Linked DNA regions of Homo sapiens: region 2 is linked to region 1. Evidence: read pairs that join two places in POLR2A ChIA-PET (ENCODE). Cell type or tissue: K562. All regions are shown on one strand. Each heading gives the region's core, and the rest is flanking DNA. Links, peaks and the distances in the headings are about the cores only.

Region 1 (5,372 bases), core at 271-5,270:
CACGAGAAAATGGAACACTGTGGGGGGCCTTTGGATGCGTCCAGAAATGAATGTAGTTCTTCAGATTCTTTTTTTTTTCTTTTGAGACGGAGTCTCGCTCTGTCGCCCAGGCTGGAGTGCAGTGGCACGATCTTGGCTCACTGAAACCTCCACCTCCCGGATTTAAGCAATTCTCTGCCTCAGCCTCCAGAGTAGCTGGGATTACAGGCACGTGCCACCACGCCTGGCTGATTTTTGTATTTTTAGTAGAGGCGGAGTTTCACCGTCTTGGCCAGGCTAGTCTTGAATTCCTGACCCCGTGGTCCACCCGCCTTGGCCTCCCAGAGTGCTGGGATTACATATGTCAGCCACTGTGCCCGGCCTTTTCTCTTTTCTTTTTCTTTTCTTTTCTTTTTTTTTTTTTTTTTGAGGCAAGGTCTCACTCTGTTGCCCAGGCTAAGTGCAGTGGCACAATCATAGCTCACTGTAGCCTCAAACTCCTGGCTTCAAGCAATCCTCCCACCCCATCCTCCTGAGTAGCTGGGACTACAGATGTGCGCCAGCACATCCAGCTAATTACAAATTTTTTTTTGTAGAAACAGGGTCTCACTATGTTGCCCAGGCTGCTCTCGAACTCCTGGCTTCAAGCAGTCCTCCCGCCTTTGCCTCCCCAAAGTGCTGGGATTACAGGCCTGAACCCCCACACCCACCCAGCCAGTACTTCAGATTCTTATCTCTTTGTAAAACCTGGGTCTTCCTAACTCCAAGAAACCTGTCTTCTGCCCGGATTCGAGAAAATTCCAAGGAGGGAGCTGCCTCTCCATCCCTTCCATATGTGCTTCTAGGAAAAAGTTACCAGTCTCACATCACCAGAGGGCTTGAATGAAGAGGCTGCCATCAGCTATTCAAACATTCATCCAATATTAACTGAGCACCTACTCTGGGTGAGGCTTACCAGGGAGCACCTGCCCCACTCCAGACTTTGAATTGCGCCCGTTTCATCACATTCTTTGGTGTCCTGGCAACCAGAGACTCTGATCTGAGCTCCAGCCAGAACAGAGGCCATTCCTCCCTGACTGCTGTGACTCACCACCACCCCAGGCCTCTGAGGACCAGTCCATGTAGCTCTCGGAACCACTGAAAGCTACCCCTTGTCCTTGAGGACACCTGGAACCCCAGCCCCACTGACCCACCCTGGCAGGATGAGCTTCTCACTCACGTTCACCGAGCTGGCCAACATCGCCATCCCACAGTGCGGGGTGCTGAACTTCAAGGCCCTGCACCTCCTGCTGCACGGCATCTTGGAGCACATCCACATGGCCGAGCTCAAGAAAGTCCTCTCAGGCGATGAGGACTTCCTGCAGACCTCGCAGGTGGTCATCATGCCCAGGGAAGGAGACGCCCAGCCTATCCTCAACCCCATGAAGAGGCTCAGCAATGTCTTCGACCACGTGGTGAGCCGCCTCGACAAGTTGGAGAACCAGCTGGCCCTGCTGCAGGACCTGCCCTCCACTGCCCAGCTGCTGGAAGCCAGCCAGGGCACTGCCCGGCCCGTCCAGGACCTGTGGCATCTGATCAAGCTCCGGAAGATGGTGGAGGGTCATGATGAAGTCATGGCCAAGGTACGCCCCCAGCCTCCAGACACTTCTTTTCCTCCCTTCACCACTGGCTCTCTCCTGGGACGTCTTTTTTTTGTTTTTGAGACTCCGTCTCGCTCTGTCACCCAGGCTGGAGTGCAGTGGTGTGATCTTGGCTCACTGCAACCTCCGCCTCCCGGGTTCAAGTGATTCTCCTGCCTCAGCCTCCCTAGTAGCTAGGATTTCAGGCACATGCCACCACACCCGGCTAATTTTTGTATTTTTAGTAGAGATGGGGTTTCACTATGTTGGCCAGGCTGGTCTCAAACCCCTGATCTCAACTGATCCACCTGCCTCGGCTTCCTAAAGTGCTGGGATGACAAGCGTGAGCCACTGCGCCCAGCCTTCTCCTGGGACATCTTGTTGCTTACTCACCTACGATGGGCCATCTCCTTATGCAGAGTGGGAAGAAGGGTGCTTTAGAGTCAGGCACAACCAAAACGCCAAGCTTGCAGCCTCCATCAAGTATTGCAAAGAAGCCAGACACAAAAGGCTACCCAGTGTATGATTCCATTTATACGAAATGTCCAGAATAGGTAAATCCATGGAGACAGAAAGCAGTGGTTGCCAGGGGCTTGGAGGAGGAGAGAATGGGGAGTAATTGCTTTGTGGATATAGGGTTTCCTTTTGGGGTGATGAAAATGTTTTGGAACTAGATGGAGGTGGTAGTTATACAACCTCACTGATGTACTAAATGACACTGAATTGTTCACTTAAAAATGGCTAATTGTACATTATGTGAATTTCACCCCAATTTTTTTTTGAGACAGGGTGTCACTCTGTCATCCAGGCTGGAGTGCAGTGACTCAGTCATGGCTCACTGTAGCCTCGACCTCCCAGACTCAAGCAATCCTCCCACCTCAACCTCCCGAGTAACTGGGACCACAGGTGTGCACCACTGCACCTGGCTAATTTTTGTATTGTTTGTAGAGATAGGGTCTCCTTATGTTGCCCAGGCTGGACTCAAACTCCTAGGCTCAAGTGATCCTCCTGCTTTGGCCTCCCAAAGTGCTGGGATTAGAAGCGTGAGCTACTGTGCTCAGCCTTACCCCAATTTCTAAAAAATGCCTGGAGGAGCTACCATGGGAGAAGTACCAGAGTAGTCACGGTGAACAGGCACGCCCGGCCTAGCAGGGGAGATAGACACAAGTGAGTGAGAATCTCCAAGAACCAGCCCTGTGAGGAGCAGCAAAGAGGCATTCCTTCTGCCTTACAGAAGAGGAAACTGACGCTCAGAGGAGCTCAGTGATTGGCTGAAGGCCCAGCAGCTGGTGGGCAAGGGAGCTGCGCGCTGAGGCGTGGCCTCTGACCCTGGCTCACCTTTGACTGCTGACCCCTGCTAACCCCGACCAGCACGTGGACAGTGTTCAGTTACTGGCAGCCCAAGAAGAAATAAGAAAGGGAAAATAAGCCGAGCACAGTGGCTCACACCTATAATCCCAACACTGGGAGGCCAAGGCGGGATGATCACTTGAGCCCAGGAGTTCAAGACCAGCCTTGGCAGCGTAGTGAGACCTCATCTCTATAAAAAAATGAATAAATTAGCCGGGTGTGGTGGCGTCCACCTGTAGTCTTACCTCAGGAGGCTGAGGTGGGAGAATCACTTAACCCCAGGAGTTGGAAGCTGCAGTGAGTTGTAGTCACTCTCCTGAACTCCAGCCTGGGGGACAGAGCAAGCCCCTGTGTCTAAAAATAGTAATAATAATTTGGCCAGGCACAGTGGCGCACACCTGTAATCCCAGCATTTCGGGAGGCCAAGGTGGGTGGATCACCTGAGGTGAGGAGTTCGAGACAATCCTGGCCAACATGGTGAAACCCTGTCTCTACTAAAAATACAAAAATTAGCTGGGCATGCTTGCGTGCGCCTGTAGTCCCAGCTACTCGGGAGGCTGAGGCAGGAGAATCGCTTGAACCCAGGAGGCGGAACTTGCAGTGAGCCGAGATCGCACCACTGCATTCCAGCCTGGTGACAGAGCGAGACTCTGTCTCAAAAAAAAAAAAAAAAAAAAAATTAGCCAGGTGTGGTAGCAGGCACCTGTAATCCCAGCTACTCGGGAGGCTGAGGCAGGAGAATCACTTGAGCCTGGAAGGCAGGTGTTGCAGTGAGTTGAGATCGCACCACTGCCCTTCAGCCTGGGTGACGGAGAAAGTCTTGTCTCCAAAAAGGAGACCATCCAGCGATGACTGCCTTCCTATCCCTGGAGGCAGCATGTCCTAGTCCTCTCTGAGCCAGAACTGTGCCCGTTGGTGTGTCCAGCTGGATCTCCCTGGGAGTCAGGGCCATTTTCAGAGCGTTCCCAAGTTACCACTCTTCTCTTTCAAATTGAGGGGAAACTGGCTGGATGTGGTGGCTCACACCTGTAATCCCAGCACTTTGGGAGGCCGAGGCAGGTGGGTCACTTGAGGTCAGGAGTTCGTGACCAGCCTGGCCAACATCATGAAAACCCGTCTCTACTAAAAATAAAAATAAAAAAAAATTAGCCAGGCATGGTGGCGCATGCCTGGAATCCCAGCTACTCAGGAGGCTGAGGCACGAGAATCGCTTGAACCCTGGAGGTGGAGGTTCTAGTGGGCGGAGATTGCGCCACTGCACTCCAGCCTGGGCAACAGAGCAAGACTCCATCTCAAAAAAAAAAAATTAAAAATAAATAAATAAATTGAGGGGAAATTGACCTAACATAAAATCAACCATTTAAAAGTGGACATTAAACACTGAATTAATGAAAATTCGGTGGCACACGATATATTGACATTGTTGTGCAGCCAGCCACCTCTATCTAGTTCTAAGCCATTTCCATCACCCTGAAAGGAAAAAACCCTATTTCCCCTTTACTTCTCCTCCCTGCAACCCCTGACAACCACTAATCTGCTTTCTGTCTTACGGATTTGCCTATTCTGGACATTTCATCTAAAGGCATAATCTGTGTATTTCATAGAGACAGAAAGTAGATTAGTGGTTTCCAGAGGCTCAGGAAGGGGGGAACAGAGAGAGACTGTAACAGGGACGGGATTTCCTTTTAGGAGAATGAAGTGTCTTGGAAGTAGATAGTGGTGTACATACCAAATGCCCTCAAATTGCACACTTCATTTTTATTTTATTTTTATTTTTTTGAGACAGAGTCTCACTCTGTCATCCAGGCTGGAGTGGACTGGTGCAATCTCTGCTCACTGCAACCTCTGCCTCCAAGGTTCAAGTGACTCTCGTGCTTCAGCCTCCTGAGTAGCTGGAAATACAGGTGCGCGCCACCATGCCTGGCTAATTTTTCTTTGCATTTTTATATATATGTTTGTTTTTGAGATGGAGTCTCACTCTGTTGCCCAGGCTGGAGTGCAGTGGTGTGGTCTCAGCTCACTGCAACCTCTGCCTCCCAGGTTCAAGCAGTTCTTCTGCCTCAGCCTCCCAAGTAGCTGGGACTGTAGGTGCCCGCCACCACACCCAGCTAATTTTTGTATTTTTAGTAGAGACGCGGTTTCACCATGTTGGCCAGGATGATCTTGATCTCCTGACCTCGTGATCCACCCGCCTTGGCCTCCCAAAGTGCTGAGATTACAGGCATGAGCCACTAAGCCCGGCCAATACTAAAATATTTTTATACTTTAATATTATGGGTATTTTACCACAAAAAAAAGCAGAGATTGGCAGAATAGATAAAAAACAAACAAACACACAAAAAAAAAACATGACCTAACTACTATATGAGGTTTGCAAGAGACACATTTAAGATTCAAAGACACAAATAGGGCCAGGCACAGTGG
Region 2 (5,372 bases), core at 236-5,235, 780 kb before region 1:
TACATGTTCCATTTCATTCAAATGAACTTCTTGAATATTCACTGATGCTAACAATATTACAACACCACCTACTATGAAAAATATATCCCATGGATATAATGTAAATTTATATACTCCATGCACCAATGTAGCTAATCAAGAGAGTTCTGCAGGAGATTTGTGTCTTATCTGGGAAGTCTCCTTGGTCAGTGGCCTCAAGGGGAGGAGTCTGTCCCAACTACATAGATTCCACTATTTCCAGATAACAAAGCAGACAAATGTAGTGCTGTCTACTACAGATGCTGTAGAGGCCAGAGCACGGTAAACAGCAACCTACCCTGCTGTTGGCAGACTCGTACATGTCCCCTTCCACTTTCTTAGCATAGGCTACCAGGTTTTCCATGCGGCGATCCTTTAGAGCTGCGGGATCAGGTGTTGGGAAGATGGCTTGGACGCTGAAAGGATAACACATCTATCAAACTACTTTTTTTTTTCTTCTTTTTTTTAAAGACATGGGGTTTCGTCCAGGCGCGGTGGCTCACGCTTGTAATCCCAGCACTTTGGGAGGCTGAGGCGGGAGAATCACCTGAGGTCAGCAGTTTGAGATCTGCCTGGCCAACGTGGTGAAATCCCGTCTCTACTAAAAATACAAAAATTAGCTGGGCATGGTGGTGGATGCCTGTAATCCCAGCTACTCGGGAGGCTGAGGCAAGAGAATTGCTTGAACCCGGGAGGCAGAGGTTGCAGTGAGCTGAGATCGTGCCATTGCACTCCAGCCTGGGCGACAGAGTCAGACTCCATACCAAAAAAAGAAGAAAAAAAAAAAAAAGACACAGGGTCTTGCTCTATCGCCCAGGCTGGAGTACAGTGGCATGATCATAGCTCACTGCAACTTTGAACTCCTGGGCTCAATGATCTTCCCACCTCAGCCTCTAAAGTAAGCTGGGAAGTACAGGTGCACACCACCATGCCTGGCTAATTTTTAAATTTTCTGTAGAGATGGAGTTTTATTATGTTGCCCCGGCTGGCCTGAACTCCTGGGCTCACATAATCCTCCCACCTCAGCCTCCCAAAGCACTGGAATTACACGTGGGGGCCACTGCACCTGGCCTGAAGCTACTTCCAATGCCATCAAATAAGCACTACAAAATCAGGATCATGTATCTCTGGTGGCAATACAGTGTGGAGAGAAATGCCAAGCCTCTCTTGCCTCGCATGTCAATACATGAATGAAGTTAACTCCCTGGAGACAATCCTGACCTATCAACTTATCTACACATCAAACACATCAATATTTTGCTATTAACAAGTATGTGCTGGGTCATTTCCAGAATAACACGATTTTCAAATCCCTAATTTTTAAACTACTTATTACTAAAAAAAATTTGATCAAAATAAGGAAGGGAAAAAACTCAAAGGGAATGTAAGTCTAGCTCATTTAAAATAACTAGCTCAACAACGTTAGGCTTGGTGTGGTGGCTCATGCCACCCAGCACTTTGGGAGGCCAAGGCAAGAGGATTACTTGAGGCCAGGAGTTTGAGACCAGCTTGGGTAACCTGGCAAGACTCCGTCTCTCTCTCTCAACAACAACAACAACAAAAAGGCCGGGTGCGGTGGCTCATAACCCCAGCACTTCGGGAGGCTGAGGTGGACGGATCACTTGAGGTCAGGAGTTTGAGACCAGCCTGGCCAGCGTGGTGAAACCCTGTCTCTACCAAAAACACAAAAAGTAGCTGGGGGTGGTGGCACGTGCTTGTAATCCCAGGTACTCGGGAGGCTGAGGCAGGAGAATCACTTGAACCTGGGAGGCGGAGGTTGCAGTGAGCTAAGACTGTGCCACTGCACTCCAGTCTAAGCAACAGAGCGAGACTCTGTCTCAAAAAAAAAAAAAAAAAAAAAAGTTAACTGTTAACTTTCCGTTATGTTAACTAACTGTAAGGTGATAATGACATGCCATCTATACTCTAAACTTTTCCAATTCTGAGGGGTCTCCACAACTAGAATCTGGAACTACAAAATAAGGTGAGGCTCTTGAGCTAACCCCAGCCCCCTCACGCAGCCTAAAGTGCAGAAGCACATTAAGGCCGGGCTGCACTGAGGGTCTTTGCCTCGGTGATAGGGGCTGCAAGTCAGTGCCCCTCGGCAGTACAGAGCCACCAATGCTCTCTTTGTCACCCCCGCTCACCGAGGACATAGAGTGTGGGAATCTCTGGCCTGCCTAGGGCTGCCAGAACTCTACCAGCAGTGAGAGTGGCTCCCTAAATAAGCACGTGACTTGTATAGGCTCCTAGGGTACTGTCATCTGGTAGCCAATGGGCAACACAGGAATAAAATCAAACATCTATGAAACTGCAAAACTGTTACGTACAGTTTATGCACTAGATGGCTCCGCAGGTCCTGAGTGACATGTTCGTGCCAGCCTTTCCTTACACCGGTGCTAGAAGGAGGAGCTGCTGTTGGTATAGTGCTGAGGGTTCCAATGTTACCAGAGTTGGAGCCATCGTTCATCAGTGGGCTAAGGAGGAAATAAAGACACTTCATCCATCTACTGAAGTGACTCAAACACACTTTGTCTAGTAAGGTTCTTCTGCCACCACATGTGACTTTTAAAAGTTTAAGTCAGGAGAGCCAAGTGATGTAAATAAATAAAACTTAAACTATGTTTTAATCTATTATCTGCTCTACATTTATAATTAAAGAAAAAAAGGAAAACAGCATTCACCCCTCACCACCCCATTTAAACTATTTTCTCTGCCACACATTTAGAAAGAATCAGTTTTGTGTGGTTCTCAGTCCATGCTCCTGTTGGACTGTCACTCAGATCTGAAACAGGGTCTTACTTTGTGGCCCCCAGGGAAGTCGGAAGAGCTGATTCTGAAATCAAGTTTGGGGGCTGCTGATCTGTTGTTATTCCTCCTGCTGGAATGTTCATTGGATTATTTCCTTTAAAGACAGAAAAGAAATCAATCAACAGTTAAATTTTAATATATACTTCAAAGTTTTGATGACAGATAACCAACATGCCACCATATAAACAATTGGTGGTTATTTAAATAAGTGATTCTGGCCAGTTATAGTAAGCACTGCGGCAGGAACTCTGAGTGTCATATTTTCAATAATGGTAATCAACGTGCACAAATAATCAGTAGACACCCTCCCCACTCTACTTTGTAACCAAAGTAAGGTGTGTTTATGGAGGTTAGCTGCTATCTAAGTGAAAAAGTTATAAATGACCCACATGCAGCCTCTTACTTTCATTCTGCTTCATTAGTATCGCTCCTGAGTGACTCAGCTGCACTGACACACACCTCTGTGTCTCCACCCCCAATATCAGAAAATAAAATCATAGAAATTAAGCTCAGGAAAAAAATATAGAGGTCAATTTGTCTACAATCTTCCTATTAAAGGAAACGAAAGCTGAGACTAAAAAAGGTTAAGCTAGTCCCAAATTATACCATCAACAGGAGAGGAGTTAGATTAACACTTGGGTCTCAGGATTCTAACTCAGTCTCCTGGCCAGTATTAGTTAGACATTCATTAGGGCAGTTGTTTTCCAGAAAGCAACAAGTAAGATGACTTTAGCTGGGCATATTTTAAGGAGTAATTTTTAAGTGTAAAATAGTTACTCTATTAGGGAAAGAACAAAACTAGCACAACTAGTCAGCCAGTCTTGACTTCACAGACATCACTGCTTAGCTTAAGCCTAAATGTAAAGGGACTGTGTCCACTTAAAGAAAAATATTAAGGAAACCATATGCAGAAATGGCAAAATCATGGCGATGTGTGAGCAAACGATCAAAGGCTGGCAAATAATGGGCTGGGGTGACAAAAGAAACCATGACATGTCCAGCAGCCTGAGCCAAGAGTTTCCAGGACTCCTGTCATTGTCATTAACCTGCTGAAGTCCAGGCTGGTCACTTCCAACTGAGGGGTAGACCCTAACCAAGATGTGTGAGAAACTGGCAAACACAAGTACTCCAACAAATAAATGACAACAGTCAGCATGAGGCGTCCAGTCAGCATCCTGACTTGTGAGATCTGCATTCTGAGGCACATGGCACATTCTTTATGAAAACCGTCCAGACAGAAGTGGCACAGCAAGCAACAAAAACATTGCTTCATTTGCAAATGCTGCTCTTTTTATAAGCATGTAACATTTTCCTTGCATCAGATACTTCAGCTTTTTCCTGGGAGATTTTTTATTTCAACCACCGTAGTAAAAAACACAAAACAAACTGAAAACTGCCTTGGGTTCCATCACTCCATTCCCTTTGCTGCATGTGGACAAGTAAGAACGAAGTTGAGAGTTCCTTCACCTACCCAGGGGGTTGAGAGTCCTCATCTGCTGGTGGGTTTGAGGCTGTGCTGGTTGCTGGCCAGGAACCTGAGGCTGCAGCTGCGTCTGGGGCTGGTTCATGTAGGGGAGTCCGAGAGCAGCATAGGCTCGCTGCATGGAGCTGGGGTCTATGGGATTTGGGTTACTTAAAGAAGTGGCATTCTGTTGCCCTGTGCCAACAGAACCAATTGTGTTTTGAATTCCACTAGCTGGAGACCCCAGGATGGCTATAACGACAAACAGACAGACAGACAAAAACGAGAGGTAAGTAAAAGGGAGAAGCCCACGAATGATTTAAAAACTATTGAGAAGCAAATACATTTCATCAAAATACTACACATGAATATCATAAAGCAGTAAACAAGCCTAGGGAGAAAGGAACTGTGCTGAAGGACTCATTTATTCTGCCTAGCAGTAAGTGAGGAACAAAAAGTTAAAGAAAAGTCAAGTTTCTATCTTAGCATGCAACAGACCATAAAATCTCACAGATAACACTTGAAAAAAATTATTATGTCTTAAAACCTAGAGACTCCTCAAGAAGTCAGTTCCAGGGAGTGGCAAATGTATGACAAGGGAAACGTCTGATTCTCTGGGGACCAGCAGACACCTCTGAGATGAACAGAGGAGCCCCCTCCTGTTGACCCCAACCCTGTCCTTCACTGCTCACCTGCACAGGTACAGAGGGCTTAAGAGAAGGAGCAGAGATGATACCTGGTCGGTCAGTTTTGATTAATAAATCTATAATGTGCTCTTCCAAATCACATAATTGCAAGTCCTTGAAACATACACAAACAATGACAGCATGGACATATCCTTCTGATGGGATTCCTATGCAGCAGAGCACCATGCTGAGCTCTCCGGCTACATGAAGCTGTTCAAGAAATACTGTACTTGATTGATTGACTGACTGAGCTGTTTGAAATTAAGGTTGGAGTGAGGCTTCGCAATTCTGCATGGGTCTTATTATCCAGGGGCTACCTCAGCACCTCTGATATTCAGGAGGTGGCTCTGCCTCACGTGGCCAAAGTCAGCTTCTGCTACTGAGGCCCACTGCTG

What was found. ChIA-PET counts read pairs that join two places held together with the same protein. Peaks named below come from ENCODE experiments on the same cell type or tissue, not always from the same donor. Only the 100,000 strongest peaks of a DNase experiment are listed, where the experiment ranks them.
Region 2: POLR2A ChIA-PET joins it to region 1 with 5 read pairs; 2 of 35 experiments call an interaction of 5 or more read pairs at or near these places.

Annotation. Positions count from the first base shown.
Region 1 is chr16:4,555,309-4,560,680 of GRCh38, forward strand. C16orf96 (chromosome 16 open reading frame 96) reads left to right here and starts at 1,032. Exons shown (of 16, transcript NM_001145011.2): 1 at 1,032-1,601. The coding sequence starts at 1,182. In K562, for the core only: no CTCF peak of the experiment used is centred there; a DNase peak (open chromatin) is centred at 2,893; H3K27me3 peaks cover 1,573 bases.
Region 2 is chr16:3,778,384-3,783,755 of GRCh38, forward strand. CREBBP (CREB binding lysine acetyltransferase) reads right to left here. Exons shown (of 31, transcript NM_004380.3): 6 at 4,301-4,543; 7 at 2,821-2,923; 8 at 2,349-2,495; 9 at 317-434. Among named protein-coding and RNA genes, the nearest start is that of TRAP1, 64 kb to the left of the region's middle. RefSeq lists an enhancer at 2,428-2,487. In K562, for the core only: a CTCF peak has its summit at 2,361 (motif pointing right); no DNase peak of the experiment used is centred there.